Regions from separate parts of the Homo sapiens genome. Here all the other regions are linked to region 2. A link is an interaction called in ENCODE POLR2A ChIA-PET data of the cell type or tissue named here. Cell type or tissue: MCF 10A. All regions are shown on one strand. Region 1 has its middle 47 kb from the start of TMEM230. Region 2 overlaps SLC23A2 (solute carrier family 23 member 2). Region 3 has its middle 19 kb from the start of RASSF2.

Evidence for each region. Peaks named below come from ENCODE experiments on the same cell type or tissue, not always from the same donor. Only the 100,000 strongest peaks of a DNase experiment are listed, where the experiment ranks them.
Region 1: POLR2A ChIA-PET joins it to region 2 with 5 read pairs; 3 of 35 experiments call an interaction of 5 or more read pairs at or near these places.
Region 3: POLR2A ChIA-PET joins it to region 2 with 5 read pairs; 2 of 35 experiments call an interaction of 5 or more read pairs at or near these places.

Annotation. Positions count from the first base shown.
Region 1 is chr20:5,064,050-5,069,049 of GRCh38, forward strand. It overlaps a transcript of TMEM230 not described here. Among named protein-coding and RNA genes, the nearest start is that of TMEM230, 47 kb to the right of the region's middle. RefSeq lists an enhancer at 1,828-2,328. In MCF 10A, no CTCF peak of the experiment used is centred here; DNase peaks (open chromatin) are centred at 2,102 and 4,072.
Region 2 is chr20:4,896,133-4,901,132 of GRCh38, forward strand. SLC23A2 (solute carrier family 23 member 2) reads right to left here. Exons shown (of 17, transcript NM_005116.6): 6 at 3,423-3,580. Among named protein-coding and RNA genes, the nearest start is that of RASSF2, 75 kb to the left of the region's middle. RefSeq lists an enhancer at 637-1,158. In MCF 10A, no CTCF peak of the experiment used is centred here; a DNase peak (open chromatin) is centred at 2,329.
Region 3 is chr20:4,840,140-4,845,139 of GRCh38, forward strand. No RefSeq gene overlaps it. Among named protein-coding and RNA genes, the nearest start is that of RASSF2, 19 kb to the left of the region's middle. In MCF 10A, no CTCF peak of the experiment used is centred here; no DNase peak of the experiment used is centred here.

The sequences.
Region 1 (5,000 bases), 170 kb after region 2:
TGAGGTCAGGAGTTCGAGACCAGCCTGGCCAATATGGTGAAACCCTGTCTCTACTAAAAATACAAAAATTAGACAGGTGTGGTAGCGCACACCTGTAGTCCCAGCTACTCGGGAGGCTGAGGCAGGAGAATCACTTGAACCCAGGAGGCGGAGGTTGCAGTGTGCTGAGATTGCACCACTACACTCCAGCCTGGGCAACAGAACAAGACTCCATCTCAAAAACAACAAAAACAAAAACATTATCAGGCCGGGTGCAGTGGCTCACGCCTGTAATCCCAGCACTTTGGGAGGCCGAGGCAGGTGGATCACCTGAGTTCGAGAGTTCAAGACCAGCCTGACCAACATGGAGAAACCCCATCTCTATTAAAAACACAAAATTAGCTGGGTGTGGTGGGGCGTGGGTGTAATCCCAGCTACTTGGGAGGCTAAGGAAGGAGAATCGCTTGAACCCAGGAGGTGGAGGTTGCGGTGAGCCAAGATCACGCCATTGCACTCCAGCCTGGGCAACAAGAGCGAAACTCCGTCTCAAAATAAAAAAAGACTGACATTAAGTAAATTAAATTTTCTACCTAGGAGGCTGACAAGTGAATAGCAAAATAAGTCCAAAGGAAGTATAAGCAAAAATTACTAAAGATGAAAACAAAAATAAATCAAATGAAAACAAAACTCAATAATAAATTTTATCAAACCAAATGCTAATTCAATGAAGGAAAAATAATAAAATGGACATTTTTGAAAAAGGTGATCAAAGAAAAAAAAGAGTTGAAAACAAAGATAGCATTTGTAGTAAGAAAGAAAACCAAAGTACAGATACTTGTACAGATTAAAAAAATACCAGGGGCTAGGCGTGGTGGCTCATGCCTGTAATCCCAGCACTTTGGGAGACCAAGGTGGGAAGATCACTTGAGCTTAGGAGTTTGAGACCAGCCTGGGCCAACAAAGTGAGATCTCATCTCTATTAAAAAAACAAAAACCAAAAAGATATCTTTTTTTTTCCATGAATGAAATGCAAATATCCAATAAGCACATGAAAAGATGAAAAATATAGGAAGGCAGGTTTAGTCTCATTATAAAGACTAACTTCCTCAGCCAGGTGTGGTGGCTCTCACCTGTGATCCCAGCACTTTGGGAGGCCGAGGTGGGAAAGATCACCTGAGCTCGAGTTTGAGAACAGCCTAGGCAACATGGCAAGACCCCATCTCTCAAAAAAAAAAAGATTAACTTCCCAATGCATTGAAATAACCCATGAGTATCATGAACTCTGTCACAAGGAAGGGACACCAGAGGCTCAGATGTTGGCTGAGAGGTGACCAATTGTCAGGAGCAGGGGCACTGGTGATCTTAGGGGATGGGAACAGAGAAATCTCTGTTTCTGTGATTTCCATGATCCATTTCCCTGAGCTGCTTGTTTTCACCAATGGTCCTTGTTGTTATGGGCAGCAAAGTCCCTCTAATGATCTCTTTGAGGCTAGCCAGCAGGGGAGAAGTGGCTGTGAGTGGGGCCTATTTTCCTGGCTTGCAGGAAGCCAGGGGGCCAGAGCAGAGGCCCCCTACTGCCCTTCACTCCTCACTACCACCAGCTTCCCAGGTGTCCTGGACGCATGTGGGATGCCTCTGAGATAACCGGGTTAAGGCCAGGGCCTGTCTAACGCCTGGGCTCTGGAGCAGGACCCGGGTTCTGTGGGAGCTCATATGAAGGACAGGAAGTGACCAGTCCACAGACTGGACCAAAGGTCTGTGACTCACTGGTTGTATGTAGTAGGGATCACGCCCCTGCCATGCCAAACACCAAAACTGTAGGTCAGATTGGAGTTGTACTGGAGTAATACCATGACGAGGAGTGGGCTGCACTGGAGACCCCCGTCCCTGGAATGACCGGGGAAGCAGGGGCTGATGTGAGGAAGGGTGGAGAGGGGCTGCGGTGATGGCGAAGGAGGCCACAAGTTCCCGGTTTTGGCATGCTGCTCAGGCCTTCGCCTCCCCATGCTGGCTGTATTCTACCCGCACACCCATATTGGCCCAGACTGGGAAACCTCACAGCTTTGCTAAGTCATGGTCAGGTTAGTCAAGGCCAGTAAACCACGTGGGTGATGCATCATTGCCACCCTGGCACGCCTCCTTCCAGACCAGGCTGGGACTGGCTCTCCACATCCCAGGGCCTGGCCTTGGGCTTCTCTGCCAGCTGGTCAGGGTGAGTCACTCTTCTTTGGAGGATGCTGCCTTCCTCTAATGTTGGACATGAAGGGCTTTTTTGTCCTCCTAGAGTTCTGGAGCATCCCAGAAAAGGCAAAACTAGGGAGCAGAGGAAAGAGAACATTTTTTAAAAAACAAAAATGTTGCCTGGGCGCGGTGGCTCACGCCTGTAATCCCAGCACTTTGGGAGGCTGAGGTGTGAGGATCATCTGAAGTCAGGAGTTTGAGACCAGCCTGGCCAACATGGTGAAACCCCGTTTCTACTAAAAGTACAAAAAAATTAGCTGGGTGTGGTGGCGTATGCCTGTAGTCCCAGCTACTTGGGAGGCTGAAGCAGGAGAATAGCTTGAACCCGGGGGGCAGAGGTTGCAGTGAGATTGTGCCACTGCACTCCAGCCTGGGCGATAGAGCGAGAGAGACTCTGTCTCAAAAAAAAAAAAAAAAAAATCAAAACCCCAAACATACCCAAGGACCCTCCTCCTGGTTATTCACACCTGTGATTAACGAGGTCACACCTTGACTGTCCCTTGGGTCAGACAGAACTTCGCTGACCCGGGTTCATGCTCATCATCCCTCACAGGCAGGAGGGTGTTCATCCCCTCACTCACCTGTTTCCAGTCTCTGGCCCCCACCCCTGGGGTCCTCAGCTGCCAATCCACATACATCCAAGCCCCTGTTTAAGCTTTTAATTGCTCCCACTGACTTCAAAATGAAGCAATATTCCACCGTCTTAGCTTGGGTTTACGTAAAAGTAGATTTCAGGTATGGATAGTTTCTTTGGAAAGGACTCCAAGTAGTGGAGAAGTGAGAAACGGCGCAGGGCGGAAAGCCAAGGAAAGGTGCATTGAAGTGCAGATGATCACTGCGGGCACCAGGCTCAGTCCTGCAGGGATCCTCTGCAGAGCTGGGTAAAAGATGCTTCAGAATTATCCGGTGAGGGGGGAAAACAGGTGGGCAGTTACTCACTGATTCCTGGCACTCATTGGTTGAGGGTTGTCCTCAGGAAAATAAAGCCCCAGTATGTCCAGGCTACTCTACACAGGCTGAGCAAGTCTCAGTGGTGCTGGAGAAACCCGTGTGGTTTCTGCAGTGGGAACATGTCAGGTGTCCTGGAACTGCCCACCACGCTGCAGATGAATATGCCACAATGTCAACAGTGTTTAGGCTCATATATATATATATATATATATATATATATATATATATATATATATATATTTTAAGACAGTCTTGCTCTGTCACCCAGGCTGGAGTGCAATGGTGCCATCTTGGCTCACCACAACCTCCACCTCCTGGGTTCAAGCGATTCTCCTGCCTCAGCCTCCCGAGTAGCTGGGACTACAAGTGCGTGCCACCACACCCGGCTAATTTTTGTATTTTTAGTAGAGGCAGGGTTTCACTATGTTGGCCAGGCTGGTCTCGAACTCCCGACCTCATGATCCACCTACCTCAACCTCCCAAAGTTCTGGGATTAAGGCATGAGCCACCACACCCGGCCTCCCCACCCAGCCCCCCTCTGCTTTTTTTTTTTTTTTAAGACAGAGTCTCACTCTGTTGCCCAGGCTGAAGTACAGTGGCACAGTCATGACTCACTACAACCTCCGCCTCCTGTGCTCAAGTGATCCTCCCACCTCAGCCTCCAGAGTAGCTGGGAGTACAGGCATGCACCACCAGACCTGGCTATTTTTAAAATTTTTTTGTAGAGACAAGAGATGGAGTCTCACCGTTATCCAGGCTGGTCTCAAATTCCTGGGCTCAAGCAATCTGCCCACCTTAGCCTCCCAAAGTGCTGGGATTACAGGTGTGAGTCACTGCGCTCAGCCTCAGGCTCCTCTTTCTTGCTTCACCATCCATTATCAAGGTCGTTCTCTTCAAGTTTGCAAGGCACACTGCAGTTCCACATCCAGGTCCCAGGCAGGTGGAAAGGTAAAAGAATGTCTTGCAGCTGATATTGCAGCTGTTCCCGTTTTAAGGCGTTTTCTCCAACAACTTCCACCTGTGTTCCATTGGTCAGAACCTAGCCACATGACCATACCTAGTTAGAAGGCATGCTGGAAAACGTAGCTTTTCTATTAATGGCTGTGCGTATTAGTCTGTTCTCACACTGCTATGAAGAAATATCCGAGATTAGGTAATTTATAAAGAAAAGAAGTTTAATTGACTCACAGTTCTGCATTGCCAGGGAGGCCTCAGGAAACTTACAATCATGGTGGAAGGCAAAGGAGAAGCAGGCACCTTCTTCACAGCGCACCAGGACAGAGTGAGTGCAAGCAGGGGAAATGCCAGATGCTTATAAAACCATCAGATCTCATGAGAGTCACTCACTATCACAAGAACAGCTTGGGGGAAACCACCCCATGATCCAATTACCTCCACCTAGTACCTCCTTTGATACATGGGAATTACAGGGATTACAATTCAAAGTGAGATTCGGGTGGGGACACAGAGCCAAATCATATCACCATGTTAGGCCAAGATTATCCAGCGGTTTTATTACTCATCCAGCTAAGGTTCAGTGGTTCTATTACTAAAGAAAAAGGGGAGAATGGATGTAGTACTGGGCATCCAGCCATCTGTACCACCCTGCAGTCCCTTTGTGAGAATATGAGCATCCCAGTCTCTTCAGCATCGCTCTCAGTACCAAGGATGGTATGAAGGGGACAGGAATCCTCCTACCCTCAGGAACAGAGGTGGGGCCATGGGGAGTGGTCTGCGCCATTCTCACCATTCACAAGAGGAGTTGCATAGGGGGTAGAGGGCAGCTGGAATTCCTTTGGCCTGCTCCTCTAGGCATATGGAACATTCCC
Region 2 (5,000 bases):
GAACATGGGGTGCAGCAAACGTGCCCCCCACGGTGACTGGCCAGTCAAGGGGGGAACCAGCGGCCTCTCTCGTTGCCTCAGTGCCCCTTCGCTGCCTCAGACACGCAGCCCCCTGCACAGCAGGCCCCCAAGTGTGCTAAGGACCCACACGGAAGAAGGTCTGCAGACAGGGTCTGAGGCCGTGCGGAGCAGGAGCCCCCACCGGAGCCCCAGCTCACTGCCCACCTGCTGGTCGGAGAGGAAGCAAGGGGTGCAGGCAACACACAGCACTGCAGGCTCAGATTCACAGCAAAAGCCCCCCTCAGCCTGGGAGGCCCAGACTGCCCACAAGGTGCTGGCAGGGGCGCTCCCCTCCCCCATCCCAAAGGCTCTCTCTAAGCCGCTCCACTGGAAAGATTCTTTAATCAGGACACATGAAGCACATTCCATTCCGTGCTGCTTCTCTTTCCAGCTAAGGATTCAAAGCAGGAAGGGACCCCCAGGACGAGAAAGAGTGAGACTGGGGAATGAGTTCAGTCCTAGCACAGTCACCTTCCTATCCCACACCCCTGAGGCTTGCCTAGGCCCCCATCACCTTTCTCATGGATGTCACTGATCCCCTGGGATGGTCCTCACCCCCTATACTAAGTAACCAAGTAACGTCCTTCAAGGCACAGCCCCGGGGGCGAGTCCCCTGCTAACAAAGCCATTGAATGCTCCCTGTGCCTGTTGATAAGTCCCAAGCTCTGGCCTCTGTGTGCCTGGGCAGGGGGATCATGCCAGGCTGTGACTTCCTGCCTTTGCTCCTGCCCCTGCTGGGATGGAAGCTGCTCCCTCAGCCCTCCTGGGCAGAGCCCTTGGAGCCTGCAGGGCCTGTCTCAAACACCACCTCCTCCAGGGCTCCCACCAAGTCCCCTGGAGGATGCACTGTGTCTCCCTGATGGCGCTGCCCTTCGTGCTGCAAGCCATGTGCTTCGATGTCACCATTGCGCCCCACAATGGCCAGGCCCCGCACCTGCCACATAGACCAGTCACTGAATATCTGCAGGGCTGAGCCAGTACTCTTTCTCTTTGCCCAGGTTAAGAGAACGGGCACCACCCACACCCCGACAACCATAGAAAACCCCTATCACAAGCCCAACACCCCACCAAAGTCCCCAGCACACCTGCACCTGCCCAGCAGCACACAGTTGCTGACGTGATTAGAGTCAGCACCACCTGATTTATGACTAAGCAAATGGCCACACTGTGGGGAGGATGGAAGCAGGGGTGGGGCTGCCATTCCTTGCACAGCCAAAGGTCATGGGGGACTCACTCTGACTCCTCACAAACACAGCAAGAAAGGCTGCTTTCACCCAGCCTTGTGGGCATGGGGCGCACAGACACGCACCCTCCTCCAGGCCACAGCTCTGCATTTTGGGTCCCTGAGCCATCCCAGTAGGGTGTCAAATCCCTCTCCTGTTCTTACTCCGCTCAAACTGCTTCCCAGGCCAGCAGGGAGGTGAACCACGCTGACCCAGGTAGTTCTGTTTAGGTCTTGTGCCCCAACAGTGGGCAAGATGATGCCCTCTGTGACCAAAAGTATTTACCCCAAGTTCCCCCAGGCCCTCCCTTCTGTGTCCCATTAGCAACTTTGCCCATCAGGCTCAGCTGCTGGCCAGGCCTGGCCTCCTTGGCATGAGCTGGGGCAGAGCTGCACACGGTACACACTTCACTGCAATAAACACAGCTTTCATCCCCTATTCAGGTCAACCAATAATGCTCAGCTAGAGACACTGACCAAATTCACAGAGGGATTATGCCTACAAATCCACGGATAAGTCAGCGGTTTAGAAAAAGAACATCTCCCCAGAGAACCAGTGCTCCATGGGCAAGGTAAGGATCCTGAGTGAGCCAAAAAAAGCTCTGCCGTGCACTCTGGACTTGAAGCACAGAGCCCTGAACACTGTACCCAAAGAATGAAAGAGGGTGCTAGTCAGGTTGAGCCCTTCTTGGAAGGCCCAGACCACATCTCCTTCCCCTAGTCGGTCAGTGATATCCCTGCCCTGCCCCCTGGGGGGTTTGAGGAGACCCTCCTCCCTTCAGCCCAGCTTGGTGGTTGTGGGCAGACTAGCAAGGGCTGGGATCTGGGAACCATCAGAGCTTGCCAGCCCCAAAGCCTTTAGTCCACATAGCTTCTTTCCATCAGCAGACCTGCAGCCTACCCTCCCAGGGTGTGGCCTATCCTGGCAACCAGAACACCTGCACATGGCTCACCGCCCTCCAAGGCTCCCCTATCCCCGTGCCGCGTTAGGGCAACCCTGAGGTCCCGAAGGATTCTGACTCATCAGAATGCAGTCCCTGACTTCAGCTCACACCCACCTCCCACCGCAGGGAGGGCCAGGCCTTACTCAGCCTGTCTCTGACAGAGCAAGAGACAGCTGGCCGTGAACTTAGGACAGTCCTGCCAGAGCAGGCTCCACTTCCTGAGCAGTGCCCTGGGGTAAAGCAAGAGGCTGCACTGCGAAGAGGGGAGAGGAGCAGGAAAGGAGAGGAAAAGACAAGCTTGCAGGAGGAGGTAGGAAGGTAGATAAGGATGTTTCTCTTCCTTCCTGTGCCAGCTCCACGTCCATTTAAGCTGGTGGCTGGAAATGCAGAAGTGAACAAGCCAAAGCCCTGGCATCAAGGAGGAAGCACCGTGGGAAAAAGACATAGAAACAAAAAGGACAAACTGGAATAAAGGCCACACTGGAAGGATGAAAACAAGGTGGGAATTCAGAGAACAATGAAGGGCTCCACAGAGTCGGGAGGGCAGGACAAGCTGGGCCTGGAGGATGAGCTGTTGTGTGCCAGGCGGGTTGAGGGAAGACACACAAGAAGGTAGACAGCGGGCCCTTGGGAGTGAGGCCAGGGAAGGCAGGAGACAGGGCTCAGAGGCATGGCTGGAGATGGAAGTGGGGCAGAGAGCAAGGGCAAGCCTAAATGCTGGGTGCAGCCTGGTGTGTAAAAAGGGAGGAGAGCTGCAGTGTGGCTCACCCTGAGGAGGGTGTGGAAGTAGAAAGATGGCACTGGGTGTGGGGCACAAAGTGAGTCCAAGAGCAGTGCCCTGGAGGCAGGGAAGCCAACGGGGAGCCTGGTGGGACACTCTGGTCTGAACGTAAGGAATAGGGGCACAGAGGGGTGCTGGGGAGCGAGCATGACTTGCCAAGGGGGCAGGGGAAGGAGAGTGAGGCTGAGTTTCCAGCTTGGACAACTGGGTAGGGGAAGGTGGCGGTGGTGCCATTCACCAAGAGAGGAAATGACTGGGAGGAACACTGAGGGGTGGGGACCAACGGCCACTAGGACATTCCCGTGCCTCCATTCTGTCCTTGCCAACAGCCCTAGGCAAACGGCGCAGCTCAATGCCTTCTGCGCTCAATGCCTTCTGGGGGCTTTGGCATCCCCCATTAGTACCCCAATCTCACCTGCATCCAAACGTTGTCTGTAGCAAAGTAGTGATTCCCACACAGAAGAAAATGGTCCCAATGAGCTGGCTGGTGGCCCACTGGTCGTACCCCACACACATGGCATCGGCCAACAGGAAGGGCACTGCGATCGTGCCGCTGAAGCATGTCAGGTAGTGCTGTGGGCAGGAAAAGGGTCAGAGGAGAAACAGTAAACCCTTCCTCATTTATTCTTGATTTCATCCTAATTCTTCTCTCTTATTGTCGTTAAAAAATAGCCCACATAAAGAATCTCCTTGGTTTTTCGACCAAGCCATACTTTTTTCCTTCTTTTTCAGTATTTCTCCTTTGTTGTTAAGACAGTTTCACTCCCATTGCCCTCGACGGAGTGCAATGGTGCGATCTTGGCTCACTGTGACCTCCACCTCCCAGGCTCAAGCAATTCTCCTGCTTCAACCTCCCAAATAGCTGGGATTACAGGGGCGCACCACCACGCCCAGCTTATTTTTGTATTTTTTGTAGCGATGGGTTTTCACCGTGTTGGCAAAGCTGGTGTCAAACACCTGGGCTCAAGCGATCCGCCTGCCTCTCCCTCTCCAAAGTGCTGGGATTACAGGCGTGAGCCACCACGCCCAGCTGCATTTCTCCTTTTCATTACATTTTATTGTCTTACTATTCACTGTCATTATTACTTATTACTTGGATGAATCCATGCCTCACAAAGGAAACAGTCAATATCAGCACTGGTGATATTTTACTTATGTAATTCTTATTAGAAATATTTGGGTTTCTTCCCCAAAATGCTTTTCTGGCATAAATTGCTAAAACCATAAGGCCTTTCTCCTCTAATCTGTTATCATGAATTGTGATGTGCTGAACTATTCTTGCATGCTTGAAACAAACCCTAGTTAGTCATACTGTATTTTTCTTCTGGGATTTGATTTGCTAATATTTTATACAGAATTTTGCATCTACATTTCTAGGTTAATTAGTCTATTTCTTTAAAAAAGTTCTTTCATGTCTGGGGATTAAAGTTACATAAGCTTCATAAGTTACATACGCATGGAGTGTTTTCTGTCTTTTTCTGTGAGCTGGCATTGTTTTCGAAAACAAAGAATTCGTCTGTTCCAGTCAGGGCAGGGTTAAGGGCGTACAGTAGCCATGGGAATCTTCCAGAAAGAACCCCATCCCACTTTCCTTTGGGAGTCCCCCCAACCCCCCGCCACACCTGTAGCCCTGGTAGGATAGTCCCAGCACTCACGACTCACTTCCCTCCCTTCCCCTGTTGACCAGTTCTTATTTCTGTTCTGCAAACTTCCTACTTTTCTTCCAGCAGCTTCCCATTCCTGCCCACGTTAGCCAAACATGCCACATGCAGCCCATGAAGCCCGACTGTAAAGGAGTTTCCTGGGGTGAAATACTCCTGTTCAGGATGTCTCAGGGCTGCTCACAACTTTATGTACTCTGAATCGTCAGGAAGGGCATGATGCAGGCAGGGTTTCCCACTCCTATCTGACCAGGGAAGACTGCTGGGAACATTTATAAGATAAACATTCCAAAAAGTGTCCTTCCTGAATCTGGTTCAGAATGCTCAGCCCA
Region 3 (5,000 bases), 56 kb before region 2:
CAGCCCCTGCGTATTATCTATTGCTACAGAACAAATTACTGCAAAAGTTTGCAGCTTAAAACAATAACAAACACTCATTATTTCTTACAGTTATTGTGGGTTATGGATTTGGGAGCAGCTCAGCTGAGTGGTTCAGGCTCAGGGGCTCTCACTGGGTTGCTATCAGGATGTCAGCTGGAGCTGCAATCATCTGAAGGCTTGACTGGGGCTGGTGAATCCACTTCTAAGATGGCTCAGGCAGATGGATATTGTCAGAGGGCCTTGGTTCTGTCCCTTGATAGGCATGCTTGCATGCATCCATGGCATGATTCAAAAGAACAAGGTGGAGATTTGTAAAGTCTTTTATGACCTAGCCTTGGAAGACACACATCACAGCTACTGTAGTCTATTCCTTAGAAGCAGTCACTAAATCTGCCCGTACTCAAGAGGAGGGAAATTAGCTCCATCTATTGAAGGGAGGAGTGTCAAAGAATTTGTGAATATATTTTCAAATCACCACACCTTGAGACAAGAATTTGGGTGCACATGGTTCCCCCTGTAGGCAACTGCAGCTCAATCCTGTAGGTCCTCTGCGATACTGTGTGGAACATTCCTCTGAATCATCCTATCGGAGGGTAGAAGGCTGGGGCATTTTCCCACTAAGTCCCGCCTTGCATTGTTAAGATTAAGATCCTGCCTCCCTCACTTCCAGGATATACCTGCTGTCAGCTGAGGAAACTCCCATGATACCCAAACCTTAAGCAGAGGAAAAGCAAGATGTACAGATGCTTGAAGCAGGAAGCTGTCAGTGTGCTGGAAACTGTCCTCCTTTGCAGCTGCAGGGGAATGCAGGTGGGCCAGGGGTGTAGAGAACGGGGAGAGAACATCATCTGCTGAGGCCTACAGGGCAGCCCATTAGCCAGCCCTTGCTAGAGGCTCCATTTTCATTACTTACTTCTCTCTGTTCACATTGTATGCACCAACAAGGCTGAAGTGCTTGTTGCTCCCTGCACCTGCTCTGCTGTTTTATGCTTCCTTGACTTTGCTCAGTCAGCTGCCAGACCCCAGCATGAACAAAAAATTAGAAGAGCTCCTAGAAAGAGTTGAGAATAGCACCAAAAAAAAATTTCTGGAACTAAAAAATTTAGTTTTATCATGAATATTTACATACACACAGTAAAACATATAATAGATCTCCATATGCCATCAGCCGGATTTAACAGCCATAAAGATTTTGCCACACATGTTTCATCAACTTCTTGTCTTCTGTCAGTAATTTTTCCCATTAACCTTTAAAACTGTGATAAAATGCACATAATTTTTCCATCTTAACCATTTTTAAGTTTATAGTTCAGTGGTATGAAATACATTCATAATATTGTCATCACTATCCATCTCTAGAACTCTTTCATATTGTAAAACTGAAACTCTGTCCCCATTAAACAATAACTCTTGGCGGGGCGCGGTGGCTCACGCTTGTAATCTCAGCACTTTGGGACGTTGAAGTGGGTGGATCACAAGGTCAGGAGTTCCAGACCAGCCTGGCCAACACAGTGAAACCCCGTCTCTACTAAAAATACAAAATTAGCTGGGCATGCTGGCGGGCACCCGTAATCCCAGCTACTTGGGAGGCTGAGGCAGGAGAATCACTTGAACCTGGGAGGCAGAGGTTGCAGTGAGCCGAGATCGCACCACTGCACTCCAGCCTGGGAGACAGAGCTAGACTCCGTCTCGAAAAACAAAACAAAACAAAACAAACAAACAAACAAACAACTCTCCATCTCCCCCCTGCTCCCATCCCCCAGCAACAGCCATTCTACTTTCTATGATTTTGATTACTCTAAGTACCTCATATAATTGGAATTATATAATATTTGTCTTTTTGCGACTGGCTTATTTCACTTAGCATAATGTCCTCAAGGTACAACACAGATAAATGTGTCAGAATTTCCTCTCTTTGTAAGGTTGAGTGGTGTTCCATTGTATATTTATACAACAATTTGCTTATCCATTCATCCATAGGTTGAATGGATTTGCTTATTCATTCAACCCATGAACACTTGGGTTGCTTCCATTTTTTTAACTTGTGAATAATGCTGTTGTAAACATCAGTGCCCAGATATCTTTGGGACCCTGCTTTCAGTTCTTTTGGGTATGTACCCAGAAATGGGATTGCTGAATCATATAGTAATTTTTTTTTGAGACAGCCTCACTCTGTTGCCCAGGCTGGAGTGCAATGGCACGATCTCAGCTCACTGCAACCTCCACCTCCCGGGTTTAAGCGATGCTCCTGCCTCAGCCTCCTGAGTAGTTGGGATTACAGGTGCATGCCACTCGCCCGGCTAATTTTTGTATTTTTAGTAGAGACAGGGTTTCACCATGTTGGCCAGGCTGGTCTCGAACTCCTGACCTTGTGATTCACCTGCCTCAGCCTCCCAAATCATATGGTAATTCTATTACTATTTTTTTGAGGAACCACCATACTGTTTTTCATAGTGATATACCATTTTACATTCTCACCAACCGAGCACAGGGATTCCAATGTCTCCGCATCCTCACCAACACTTATTATTAATATTTTCCATTTTTTTTGATAGTAGCCATCCTAATGGGCATAAAATGATACCTCATTATTGTTTTGATTTGTAGTTCCCCAATGATTACTGAGGTTGGACATCTTTTCATTGCTTATTGGTCAATTGTATATTGTATTGTATTCTTTGAAGAAATGTCTATTCAAGTCCTTTGCTCATTTTTGAATTGCATTGTTTGTTTTTGTTGTTGTTATTAGGGGTTTTCTAAATGTTCTGGATAGTAATCCCTTATCAGATATATGATTTGCAAATATTTTCTCCCATTCTGTGGGTTGGCTGTTTACTCTGATATTATCTTTTGATGCACAATTTAAAAAATGTGTATATAGTCCAATTTTGTCATGAAGATTTTGCCCTATGCTTTCTTTTACGAGTTTTATAGTTTCAGATCTTACATGTAGGTCTTTGGTCCCTAATGAGTTAATTTTTGTATATGGTGTTTGGTAAGGGTTCAACTTATTCTTTTCTCTATGGATATCTAGTTTTTCGGCATCATTTGATGAAAAGACGGTCTTTTCTCCTAATAAATGGTCAAAATAAAAACCATTTAACTGGCCGGGCGTGGTGGTTCATGCCTGTAATCCCAGCACTTTGGGAGGCTGAGGCAGGTGGATCACCTTGAGGTCAGGAATTTGAGACCAATCTGGCCAACATGGTGAAACCCCATCTCTACTAAAAATACAAAAATTAGCTGGGCATGGTGGTGAGTGCCTGTAATCCCAGCTACTCGGGAGGCTGAGGCAGGAGAATAGCTTGAACCTGGGAGGCAGAGGTTGCAGTGAGCCAAGATCATGCCACTGCACTCCAGCCTGGTGACAGAGCAAAACTCCATCTCGGGGGGAAAAAAAACAACCATTTGACCATATGTGTGAGGGTTTATTTCTGGGTTCTCTATTCTATAACATTGGTCTATCTATCTGTCTCTATGATAGCACCACACTGTTTTGATTACTGTAGCTTTGTTCAACTATGTATTTTAAAGCAAATTTCGGACACCATGTCATATCACCCCTACATATTTCAAAGCACATCTCTTAAAAATATGCATGTGCTCTCATCTAACCACAATTTGACACATGCTTTATCTCTCCACCTTTTTTTTTTTTACTTCGTGAAAGTATTTTAAATATAATTCTTTTTCTTTTTCTTTTTTTTTTTGAGACGGAGTCAGCCTCTTTTGCCCAGGCTAGAGTGCAGCGGCACGATCTCGGCTCAAATGCAACCTCCGCCTTCCAGGTTCAAGCAATTATTCTGCTTCAGCCTCCCAAGTAGCTGGGATTACCATGCCTGGTTAATTTTTGTATTTTCAGTAGAGACGGGGTTTTGCCATGTTGACCAGGCTAGCCTTGAACTCCTGACCTCAAGTGATCTGCCTGCCTTGGCCTCTCAAAGTGCTAAGATTACAGGCATGAGCCACTGTGCCCAGCCTTTTAAAGAGAATTCTTTAAGCACAATTATCAAAATGTAATTTTTTATGGCACAGGATCCCTGCATACAAATGTAACTTTTAAATTAACATATTTGGTTGATGAATTAAATGAAAGGATGGCCAACACAGGAAGCTAACAGATAGTGGAATAACAAGTACTGATTTTAAAAAATAAATAAATAATAAAACAGCAAACTAAGAATCTTTTCTACTAGACTAAGATATCACTGACATGTCAGAGTAAAAAAAGTTATGGACACGAGAAACATCAGAATGTACTGTACCTTAGAATGAAATCTCACAGAAAAGAACTCTGTCTAAAAACAAACGACTCAGGCTGGACACGGTGGCTCAGGCCTATAATCACAGCACTTTGGGATGCAAAGGCGGGTGGATTGCCTGAGACCAGGACTTCAAGACCAGCCTGGGGAGCATGGCAGAACCTCATCTCTACACAACATATTAATACAAAAATTAGCTGGGTGTGGTAGTATATGCCTGTAGTCCCAGCCATTTGGGAGGCTAAGGTAGGAGGATCCCTTGAACCTGGGAGGTCAAGGCTGCAGTGAGCTGTGATCATGCCACTACACTCCAGCCTGGGTGACAGAGCAAGGCCTGTCTCAAGAAAAGGAAGGAGGGAACGAAGGAAGGAAGGAAGGAAGGAAGGAAGGAAGGAAGGAAGGAAGGGGAGGGGAGGGGAGGGGAGGGGAGGGGAGGGGGGAGGGGAGGGGGGGAGGGGGAAAAAAAACCAAATGACTCAAAACAGAGATATCAAGTTGAGACAGAGTAAAGAAAAGAGGAAACAGTGGTGAGCAATAGACCTTTCAAAACACATAGTGAAATCTAACAGGCTAATACACTGTATAAAATTGTGTAGTATAAGCACACAGTAAGAATTTATAGCTAGAAGAAAGAATACAAGAGAAATTCAAATAATCAGCTGAAATGAAGAGTATTAACTTATCTCTGCAAAATTTAGGAGTTATGCCACACGTGAT